Linked DNA regions of Homo sapiens: regions 1 and 3 are each linked to region 2. A link is a contact called in ENCODE Hi-C or POLR2A ChIA-PET data. All regions are on one chromosome and are shown on one strand. Each heading gives the region's core, a stretch centred on a gene start or an enhancer-like site at or near the end of the contact. The rest is flanking DNA. Distances are from core to core; before and after follow the strand shown. Region 1 overlaps METTL16 (methyltransferase 16, RNA N6-adenosine). Region 2 holds the start of METTL16 (methyltransferase 16, RNA N6-adenosine). Region 3 has its middle 34 kb from the start of METTL16.

Evidence for each region. Hi-C counts contacts between places; a loop is a spot of excess contacts on that map. ChIA-PET counts read pairs that join two places held with the same protein, here RNA polymerase II (POLR2A). Pooled maps may share reads with other maps.
Region 1: a map of IMR-90 shows a loop between it and region 2 (5-fold over the local background). The contact joins the enhancer-like site here to the promoter of METTL16 in region 2. A Hi-C loop is called at or near these places in 2 of 168 maps with a recorded cell type or tissue (Caco-2 and IMR-90) and 9 of 50 pooled maps. POLR2A ChIA-PET finds 5 or more read pairs at or near these places in 13 of 52 experiments (A549, A673, AG04450 and 9 more).
Region 3: a pooled map shows a loop between it and region 2 (2.2-fold over the local background). The contact joins the enhancer-like site here to the promoter of METTL16 in region 2. A Hi-C loop is called at or near these places in 2 of 50 pooled maps. POLR2A ChIA-PET finds 5 or more read pairs at or near these places in 14 of 52 experiments (A549, GM10248, GM12878 and 11 more).

The regions. Positions count from the first base shown.
Region 1 is chr17:2,457,736-2,461,143 of GRCh38, reverse strand. The region is part of intron 6 of METTL16 (methyltransferase 16, RNA N6-adenosine); the gene reads left to right. Among named protein-coding and RNA genes, the nearest start is that of METTL16, 52 kb to the left of the region's middle. Within about 2 kb of position 1,728, at least 7 of the 41 ENCODE cell types and tissues checked have a DNase peak (open chromatin) inside an H3K27ac peak, as active enhancers do; they include HCT116, where a contact is called at or near this core.
Region 2 is chr17:2,510,460-2,513,399 of GRCh38, reverse strand. It overlaps METTL16 (methyltransferase 16, RNA N6-adenosine), which reads left to right and starts at 1,512. Exons shown (of 10, transcript NM_024086.4): 1 at 1,512-1,641. RefSeq lists enhancers at 1,312-1,361, 1,432-1,641.
Region 3 is chr17:2,544,270-2,547,375 of GRCh38, reverse strand. No RefSeq gene overlaps it. Among named protein-coding and RNA genes, the nearest start is that of METTL16, 34 kb to the right of the region's middle. Within about 2 kb of position 1,720, at least 5 of the 41 ENCODE cell types and tissues checked have a DNase peak (open chromatin) inside an H3K27ac peak, as active enhancers do; they include OCI-LY7, where a contact is called at or near this core.

The DNA of each region.
Region 1 (3,408 bases), core at 479-2,978, 52 kb after region 2:
TGACCTCAGGTGATTCTCCTGTCTCAGCCTCCCAACGTGTTAGGATTACAGGTGCGAGCCACCGCACCCAGTCTAGATTGACTTATTTAGACACATTAGACTATCTTGAAGAAGAAATAGACTAAAATTATACTGAGCATTGAGAAAAGTCTGAGAAAGTAAAATAAACTTAAAGAAGGTAACAGCACTGAAATTCACAGAAAAGAGTTAACCAAGTCATGTGACCATTTCATGATGACTTTTTTTTTTTTTTTTTTTGAGACTGAGTTTCCCTCTTACTGCCTAGGCTGGAGTGCAATGGCGTGATCTTGGCTCACTGCAACCTCTGCCTCCCAGGTTCAAGTGATTCTCCTGCCTCAGCCTCCCGAGTAGCTGGGATTACAGGCATGTGCCACCACACCAAGCTAATTTTGTATTTTTAGTAGAGATGGGGTTTCTCCGTGTTGGTCAGGCTGGTCTTGAACTCCCGACCTCAGGTGATCCACCCGCCTTGGCCTCCCAAAGTGCTGGGATTACAGGCGTGAGCCACCGCGCCCAACCCTCATTATGGCTTTTGAGGGAACTAGAGCCAGCCAGGAAAATGGGGAACTGTAGGTGGCTCTACTAGGCTACAATAATAATGGGGTTGTTTTTAGGAGGCTTTTAAACAGTAAATTTCTGTTATTTCCAAAGTACCATTTGAACTACAAAAATATGTTTGAATAGAACACCATTCTAAGGGGTAGAAATGGACTCAGTATGTTCCTAGTCTGCTTATACTTGGCTCTGTGGCAGCCTGCAAATTGAATGAAGGGTGTAAATTTGCTAGGAAGGATAAAATGCAAGAGCCCATCCCAGCTCTGGAGAGCTGGCCATTTTGTGCTTGGTCTCATATATGGGAAACACTGCCCTTTAGGATTTATTTAAAACAGGGTGCAACTTTCTTCTCTGTGAGGACTCAAGCAGTTTGAGAGTTTAGATGAAAGAAAGGAAGAAATGAAGTGATTTTTACTGAGAAGAAACTAGAACAGTGTTTTGTGAAAGGGTGTTGCTTGCAAGTATTGTTTTCACTCACATCCTACCATGATGACTTACATTTGTACAACTACCAGTTCGTGTCCCCATGCATGTATATATACACATATATACACATACGTTTTCTGAGATGGAGTTTTTGCTCTTGTTGCCCAGGCTGGAGTGCAATGGTGTGATCTCAGCTCACTGCAACCCCCGCTTCCTGGATTCAAGCGATTATCCTGCCTCCGCCTCGAGAGTAGCTGGGATTACAGGCATGTGCCACCATGCCTGGCTAATTTTGTATTTTTAGTAGAGACAGGATTTCTCCATGTTGGTCAGGCTGGTCTCGAACTCCTGACCTCAGGTGATCCGCCTGCCTCGGCCTCCCAAAGTGCTGGGATGAAAGGCATGAGCCACTGCGCCCGGCCCCCATGCATATTTTTATAGTTGACATCATAATGTTTATACAACCGTGTGACTCACATTTCAGAATGCTCTGAAAATTGTGTATTTTGAAGCTCTAAAAAATAAGAGATTATAAACAAGTGCCTTAACCCTACCATCTGTTTCTTATCCCTGTAGAATGTTTTTCTCCTTGTCCCTGAAGAAATACAGGAACTAAGCAGAATTTGCAGCATTATGGGGTGAAATAAGTTAAATGTGTTGGACTGACCTCAGGATGGCGCTTGTGATGCCTCGCCTCCCCTGGGAGGTTCATGTCTCACCTCTGTCATGCTCAGCAGCAGTTAACAGTTTTGTTTTGTATCTTAAGGAATTTTGCAGCTGGAAAGACCTTGAGAGGTAAAGTTATCCAACCTCTTGGTTTACAGACTGGAAATTAGAACTCAGATATCCTCATTCTAGTCCAGTGGTCTTTCCACCACCCCTTGCAGCCTCTGCAGCTCTAAGCTGCAGTTGGACTCTGTGAAGAGCCTTTCTGTCGTTGATGAGGATTTACAAGTGCTTGTCACCCTTACTTTGGCTTTTTGTGCCTGTGGCTTGAGCTTACTTAATAGCTTTTTTTTCTCAAGTGACTCACCCAGTCCGGGCACAATGGCTCACACCTGTAATCCCAACACTTTGGGAGGCTGAGTTGGTGGATCACTTGAGCCCAGGAGTTCAAGACCAGCCTGGGCCACATGGCGACACCCCTTCCCTACAAATAATACAAAAATTAGCTGGATGTGGTGGCACATGCCTTTAGTCCCAGCTACTCGGGAGGCTGAGGTAGGAGGATCGCTTGAGCCCAGGAGGTCGAGGCTACAGTAAGCCGAGATTGTACCACTGCACTCCAGCTTGAGTGACAGAGTGAGACCCTATCTCAAAAAAGAAAAAAAAAAAAGGGACTCACCCATCTAACCTTCTAGATAAATTACCAGACTTTATCAAACTCCTCATGGCCTGAATTGTGTGTGAGTGTGTGTGTATGTGTGTGTGTGTCAGAGTCTTGCTCTGTCACCCAGGCTGCAGTGAGGTGGAGTGATCTTGTCTCACTGCAACCTCTGCCTCCCAAGTTCAAGTGATTCTCCCACGTCAGCCTCCCTAGTTGCTGGGATTTCAAATGTGTACCCCCACACTCAGCTGATTTTTGTATTTTTATTAGAGTCAGGGTTTCACCATGTTGCCCAGGCTGGTCTGGAACTCTTGAGCTCAAATGATCTGCCCCCCTTGGCCTCACAAAGTGCTGGGATTACAGGTGTGAGTCACCACACCCTGGCCCTGAATTTTTTTTTTTTTTAATTTATTCTCCACACCATAATTTTGTATGTTTTGGATTCTCTCTTGTCATTGGTTACCAGTTCTATAACTGATGCCCTTTATGGCAATGATTTTAGGCTTTTCTTAGGAACCAGAGATCTGTATTCTACAAAGCACCAGCGTGTCCCCTGCCAGATGATGGATACTGCTTGGATTTGGATATAATCCACCTATTTTGGGATGGGTAATAAATTTAATAATCTGGGCCTAGGCCAGGCACAGTGGCCCATACCTATAATCCTAGCACTTTGGGAGGCTGAGGTAGGACGATCAGTTGAGCTCAGGAGATTGAGACCAGCCTGGGCAACATAGCAAGACCCCATCTCTACAAAAAATTTAAAAATTAGCTGGGTATGGTTGCACGTGCCTGTGGTCCCAGCTACCCAGTAGGCCAAGGTGGAAGAATTGCTTGAGCCTGGGAGGTTGAGGCTGCCATGAGCTGTGTTTATGCCGCTGCACTCCAGCCTGGGTGACAGAGCAAGAGCCCGTCTCAAAAATTGGTAATAATCTGGGCCTTTTGAATGTGATTCTTTGGTTTGAAATTTTGATTTATCATTGGTAAAATGGAATGATAGTAGCTATCTCATAAAGTGGTTATAGAATTAAATGAATACATATTTGACATAATAATAATAGTGGATATTAAATAGGGTG
Region 2 (2,940 bases), core at 263-2,762:
AGTTCTGCACCTACGCTTTAAGAAGGCCTGGCAGCTTCCACTTTTGCCCTTTTGGGAGCCCCGAGCCAACATGTAAGAAGTATTCTGGCGGGGCACGATGGCTCATGCCTGTAATCTCAGTACTTTGGGAGGCCGAGGCGGGTGGATCATCTGAGGTCAGGAGTTTGAGACCAGCCTGGCCAACAGGATGAAACCCCGTCTCTACTAAAAATACAAAAAATTAGCTGGGCATGGTGGCGGGCGCCTGTAATCTCAGCTACTCAGCTACTTGGGAGGCTGAGGCAAGAAAATCGCTTGAACCCAGGAGGCAGAGGTTGCATGCAGTGAGCCGAGATGGCGCCATTGCACTCCAGCCTGGGCAATAAGAAACTCCATCTCGGGGGAAAAAAAAAATGTCATCCTACTCTGCTAGACAAATTACATGGAAAGGCCACGTGGACAGGGAGAGAACTTGGACTACAGGGAGAGAGACCCAGTTCTTTCAGCGGAACCAGCCCCCACTTGTTGCTATGACCACTGGCAAGACCAGCAGAACGGGTGGGCTAATCCCAGCCCAGATTGCAGAACTGTGAGCAAGTAAAATGGTGGTTGTTTTAAGTCTTACGTTTTGGGGCGGTTTGTTACACAACAGATTATGAAAACACCTCCTCAGCTTTCCTTGGGTGACTACTGGTACTCACTTGTGTATAAGTCTCCATTCCTTAATCCTTACTATCTCCCAATTTTATGGTAATAGTTTGCCAGAAGCGTTCACATTAACGACGAGGACGTAGGCAGGCCCCCCCTTTTTTTTTTTTTTTTGAGACAGAGTCTTGCTCTTTCGCTCAGGCTGGAGTGCAGTGGTGCGATCTTGGCTCACTGCAACCTCCGCTTCCCGGATTCAAGCGATTCTCCTGCCTCAGCCTCCCGAGTAGCTGGGATTACAGGCGCCCGCCACCACGCCCGGCTAATTTTTGTATTTTTAGTAGAGACGGGGTTTCACCATGTTGTCCAGGCTGGTCTTGAACTCCTGACCTCAGGTGATCTGCCCGCCTCAGCCTCCCAAAGTGCTGGGATTACAAGCGTGAGCCGCCGCGTCCGGCCGGATCCTCAGTTCTTTCGCTGTAAACGAGAGTACTCTTCCCCAACCCACAGGCTTATATCTCTTACAATTCAGTGAGTGAGACATCGGCTGAGGACACACCTGTTGCACAAAAAGGGCTCACTGCACGCCATCACACCCAAGTCTCGTACCCTCATCTTCATAACCTGCCCAATCCCAGTGAGTGTGAGAGGTAAGTCTGCAGCAGGGCCCGGAAAACTTGTTTCTTTTTCTTTTAAATAAGTTTTCTCGCGAATTCGAACGCATGTCCTCCTCCTGCCATACCTCAAAGGACTCCGCTCGTCACCACGCCCCCGCGCCTTCTGTTAGGAGCAGCAAACCCCAGGTGTCGCGAGGGTTTCTTCTTTCTTCAAGATCAGCCACAGGTCGCGCGAGAGGGATGTGTCCAATCACGAGGCTAGATGGCTTCACAAGATGGCGGCGCGCTGGGAGCGTATCATCTGCGTTTCTAGGAGCTTCGCTATGCGGCTGCTTTAAGATTCTAGGGTTGTACAGGCCCACGCCAGACACGACGTCTGGCAGGAACCTCGGCCTCAGAGGTGGGTCACTTATATCTCTCACGCAGATTTACTATCATGGGTCACTTAACCCGTGGATCACACGGGTTCCTCATTCTTGAGTTTTGGGCTAGTGAGGTGCCGACTTCGGGGTCTAGGAGGGGAGACCTGATGTGGCTGTGTGTGCGCACGCGGGGGTGTTGAGAGTGGATGAGTGGGAGGAGTTGGCGAATAGAATAGAGACTAGGACTGAAGTAGGAAAGACTCCCCGGTGTTTAGGAGGTTTAGAGAGATCCAAAACTGAGGCGGGAAGACAAACTGAGCTGATAAAATGAGGGCATGGAAAGAACGGCAGTGGCAGGACTAGTGGGAAACGTCGGATTTATGAGAGAAGGCGAAGAGAGAAGATGTAGATTGGTGTGGAAGTGGGAGGGATCTGTGCAGAAAGAATTTGAAGTTCTGAAATTGGAATTTAGACTGTTTTACAGGCTGTGTATCAAGAGAGTGGTAGTTGAAGAGGGTTAATGGTCAAGAGGAACCAAGGAAACAGAAGCATGGAGATGAGAAAGAAAAAAAAAAAAAGGGAAAGCCTCATTCTCAGGGTTCTACTATTAACTGTGGCTTTCTGGACTGACTCAAGTAACCGGGAAGAAAAGTTCCAGTCCATGGGCTGAGCTTTTTTTGAAACTCAGTGAGGGTGCTTTGTGTCGGTGGTCCAGACAGGGAAGAGTTCTATCGTGGTTTCAATCAACAAATACTTGAGTGCCTACTCTCTTAGGCCCTATTTTAGGCGTTGGGATATGCGGTGAACAAGACAGACAAAATATTTACCCTCTTGAAACTTACTGACGGGAGATTTTTTAAAGTAAGTAAAATATATGGAATGCCAGATGGGTAAATTCTGTGTAGAAAATTGAAGCTAGAGCCTGGGTAGCAAAGCCAGACTCCCTTTCTACAAAAAATGAAGTAAATTAACCAGGTGCAGTGCTCTGTACCTGTAGTCCCAGCTGCTTGGGAGGCTCAGGCGGGAGGATTGCTTGATCTCAGGAGTTGGAGGCTGCAGGGAGCTATGATTCCATCATTGCACTCTGGGCAACAGAATGGAAGACCTTGTCTCAACAAGAAGAAAAAAAAAAGAATTGATGCCCAGTTAAACTCTGAAGAATAGGTTATATTTAGCTAAGAACTCATTGCCTATATTGGGAGGTTAGTTAGAAAAGAAGTGGTTGTATTTACTCATTCTGTATCTGTTCTGACCAGAAAAGTTGAATAATGTAGGAAATGAATCGAATCTGCCATGTCTGTAATTTAATTTGTTTCACATATATTCAGAGTATTATG
Region 3 (3,106 bases), core at 471-2,970, 34 kb before region 2:
ACTGTCATTTTCTGCTCTAAGATTTGGCAATTGTCCAGTCTCAGTAATCCAGATGAGCCAATTATTCAACAGCTATCTTTCAGAATTTCTTTTTTTTTTGAGACGGAGTTTCACTCTTATTGCCCAAGCTGGAGTGCAGTGGTGCAATCTCGGCTCTCTGCAACCTCCGCCTCCCGGGTTCAAGCGATTCTCCTGCCTCAGCCTCTCCAGTAGCTGGGATTATAGGTGTGCGCCACCATGCCTGGCTAATTTTTTGTATTTTTAGTAGAAACGGGGTTTCACCATGTTAGCCAGGCTGTCTTGAACTCCAGACCTCAGGTGATCCGCCCGCCTTGGCCTTCGAAAGTGCTGGGATTACAGGCGTGAGCTACTGCGCCCGGTCTCTTTCAGAATTTCAAACTGTCTACAAAGAAGACAGTCCTGATTTTATTTTTATTTTTTGGAGACAGTGTCTCATTCTGTCACCCAGGGTGGAGTGCAGTGGTGTGACCATAGCTCACCGTACCCTTGAACTCCTGGGCTCAAGTCATCCTCCTGCCTCAGCCTCCTGAATACCTGCGACCACACGTGTACACCGCTGCATGTGGCTAATTTTTTTTTTTTTTTTTTTTTCTGAGACGGAGTCTCGCTCTGTCGCCCAGGCTGGAGTGCAGTGGCGCTATCTCGGCTCATTGCAAGCTCCACCTCCCGGGTTCATGCCCTTCTCCCGCCTCAGCCTCCCGAGTAGCTGGGACTACAGGCGCCCGCCACCACGCCCAGCTAATTTTGTTTTTGTATTTTTAGTAGAGACAGGTTTCACCGTGTTAGCCAGGATGGTCTTGATCTCCTGATCTCGTGATCCGCCTGCCTCAGCCTCCCAAAGTGCTGGGATTACAGAAGTGAGCCACCATGCCCAGCCTATTTTATTTTATTTTTGAGACGGAGTCTCGCCCTGTTGCCCAGGCTGGAGTGCAATGGCATGATTTCGGCTAAGTGCAACCTACACCTCCAGGTTCAAATGATTCTCCTGCCTCAGCCTCCCAAGTAGCTGGGATTACAGGCGCCCACGACCACGCCCAGTTAATTTTTGTATTTTTAGTAGAGACGAGGTTTCACCGTGTTGGCCAGGCTGGTCTCAAACTCCTGACCTTGTGATCTGCCTGCCTCAGACTCCCAAAGTGCTGGGATTACAGATGTGAGCCACTGCGCCCGGCCTAATTTTTGTATTTTTAGTTCGAGATGGGGTTTCACCAAGTTGGCCAGGCTGGTCTCAAACTCCTCGCCTCAAGTAATCCACCCGCCTTGGCCTCTCAAAGTCCTGGGATTATAGGCGTAAGCCACCGCGCCGGCCAGGACAGATGATCTCTAATGGCAAAGCTCTGAGATCGTGTTTGAGCTCATGATCCAAAGTCACCAAGAAGGTGTCAGCTCTAATGTTTTTCTGGGGGAGTAAATCAGAAGGGAAAGTGAATGCTCTCAGTTAAAGAAGGGGCTTGCTCCTGAGATCTTTGGGCGCTTCCTGTATTCATGGGAGTCTTCCTGTCCATTTGTTTCCTTCTTGCTCTCAAACTTAAGGCTTCAGGGCAGGAACTGGCACATGTGAGACCCAAAGCCATTCTCATGATCAGGACCTTGAATTCTGCTGAGTCCTGCCGCGGTTAGAGTCCAAGGGTTGAAGACCAGCCTTTCCCAGCGGCTGATCAGGGCCTTTTACCGGCCCAGCCCAAGCGACTACTTGGCAGTGGACTTTGTGTAATCTATTGTTAGTTGCCCCAGAAGTGCCACTTTGGCTGACACCCTCATCCACACCAGGCCCCACAGCCCACAGGGCCTGTGACCTCTGAGTCTGTCTGTCGTCAAGGGCAACTCTCCTAGAGGATTTTCCAGGCTGAGCCACTTAAGAGAGGTGTCACGAGGGCAAGCCTCACTTCTGAAAAGAATGTTGACTAGGGAAGCCTGATGGGAAGAGAAGAGGGGCATGTGGGAAGAAGCAGAGGCAATGAGTGGGGGAGGAGAGTGAGGAATTCTGGAGTTACCCAAAAGGAAGAAAAAGGCTTGAACTTACGAAATGAAACAAAGCATGGCTTCCAAGAAATCTAGTTTGGCCCAGGAAGATCCTTAAGTGAAAAATAGATTAAAATGTGGTTGGGCGCGGTGGCTCACGCCTGTCATCCCAGCACTTTGGGAGGCCGAGGTGGGCGGATCACCTGAGGTGGAGAATTCAAGACCAGCCTGGCCAACATGATGAAACCCCCATCTCTTCTAAAAATACAAAAAAATTAGCCAGACACGGTGACATGCACCTGTAATCCCAGCTACTCTGGAGGCTGAGGCAGGAGAATCTCTTGAACCCAGAAGGTGGAGGTTGCAGTGAGATGAGATCGTGCCACTGCACTCAGTCTGGGCGATAGAGCTTCGTCTCAAAATAAATAAATAAACAAAAAAAGATTAAAATGTACAGAATGTCACATCATGTTGTACACAATAAGTACATACAATTTGTTATTTGTTTTGCTTTTTATCTTTTTATTTCTTCAAAGTGGTTTTTTGTTTTGTTTTGTTTTGTTTTGTTTTTAGACAGAGTCTTGCTCTGTCGCCCAGACTGGAGTGCAGTGGCAAGATCTCAGCTCACCGCAACCTCCGTCTGCTGGGTTCAAGTGATTTTCCTGCCTCAGCCTCCTGAGTAGCTAGGACAACAGGCACATACCACCACTCCCAGCTAATTTTTGTATTTTTAGTAGAGACGGGGTTTCACCATATTGGCCAGGCTGGTCTCGAACTCCTGACCTCATGATCTGCCCGCCTCAGCCTCCCAAAGTGCTGGGATTACAGCTGTGAGCCACCACGCCCGGCCTTGTCATAATTTTTAATGACTGTAAGATATTTGATTATGTGAATGTACTATACATATATATGTATATGTGTGTGTGTGTGTATACACATATATGTATATATAGTAGGAGTTTTGCTCTTATTGCCCGGGCTGGAGTGCAATGGCACGATCTCGGCTCACAGCAACCTCTGCCTCCCGGGTTCAAGCGAATCTCTTTCTTCAGCCTCCTGAGTAGCTGGGATTACAGGTATGCACCACCATGCCTGGCTTATTTTGTAATTTTAGTAGACACGA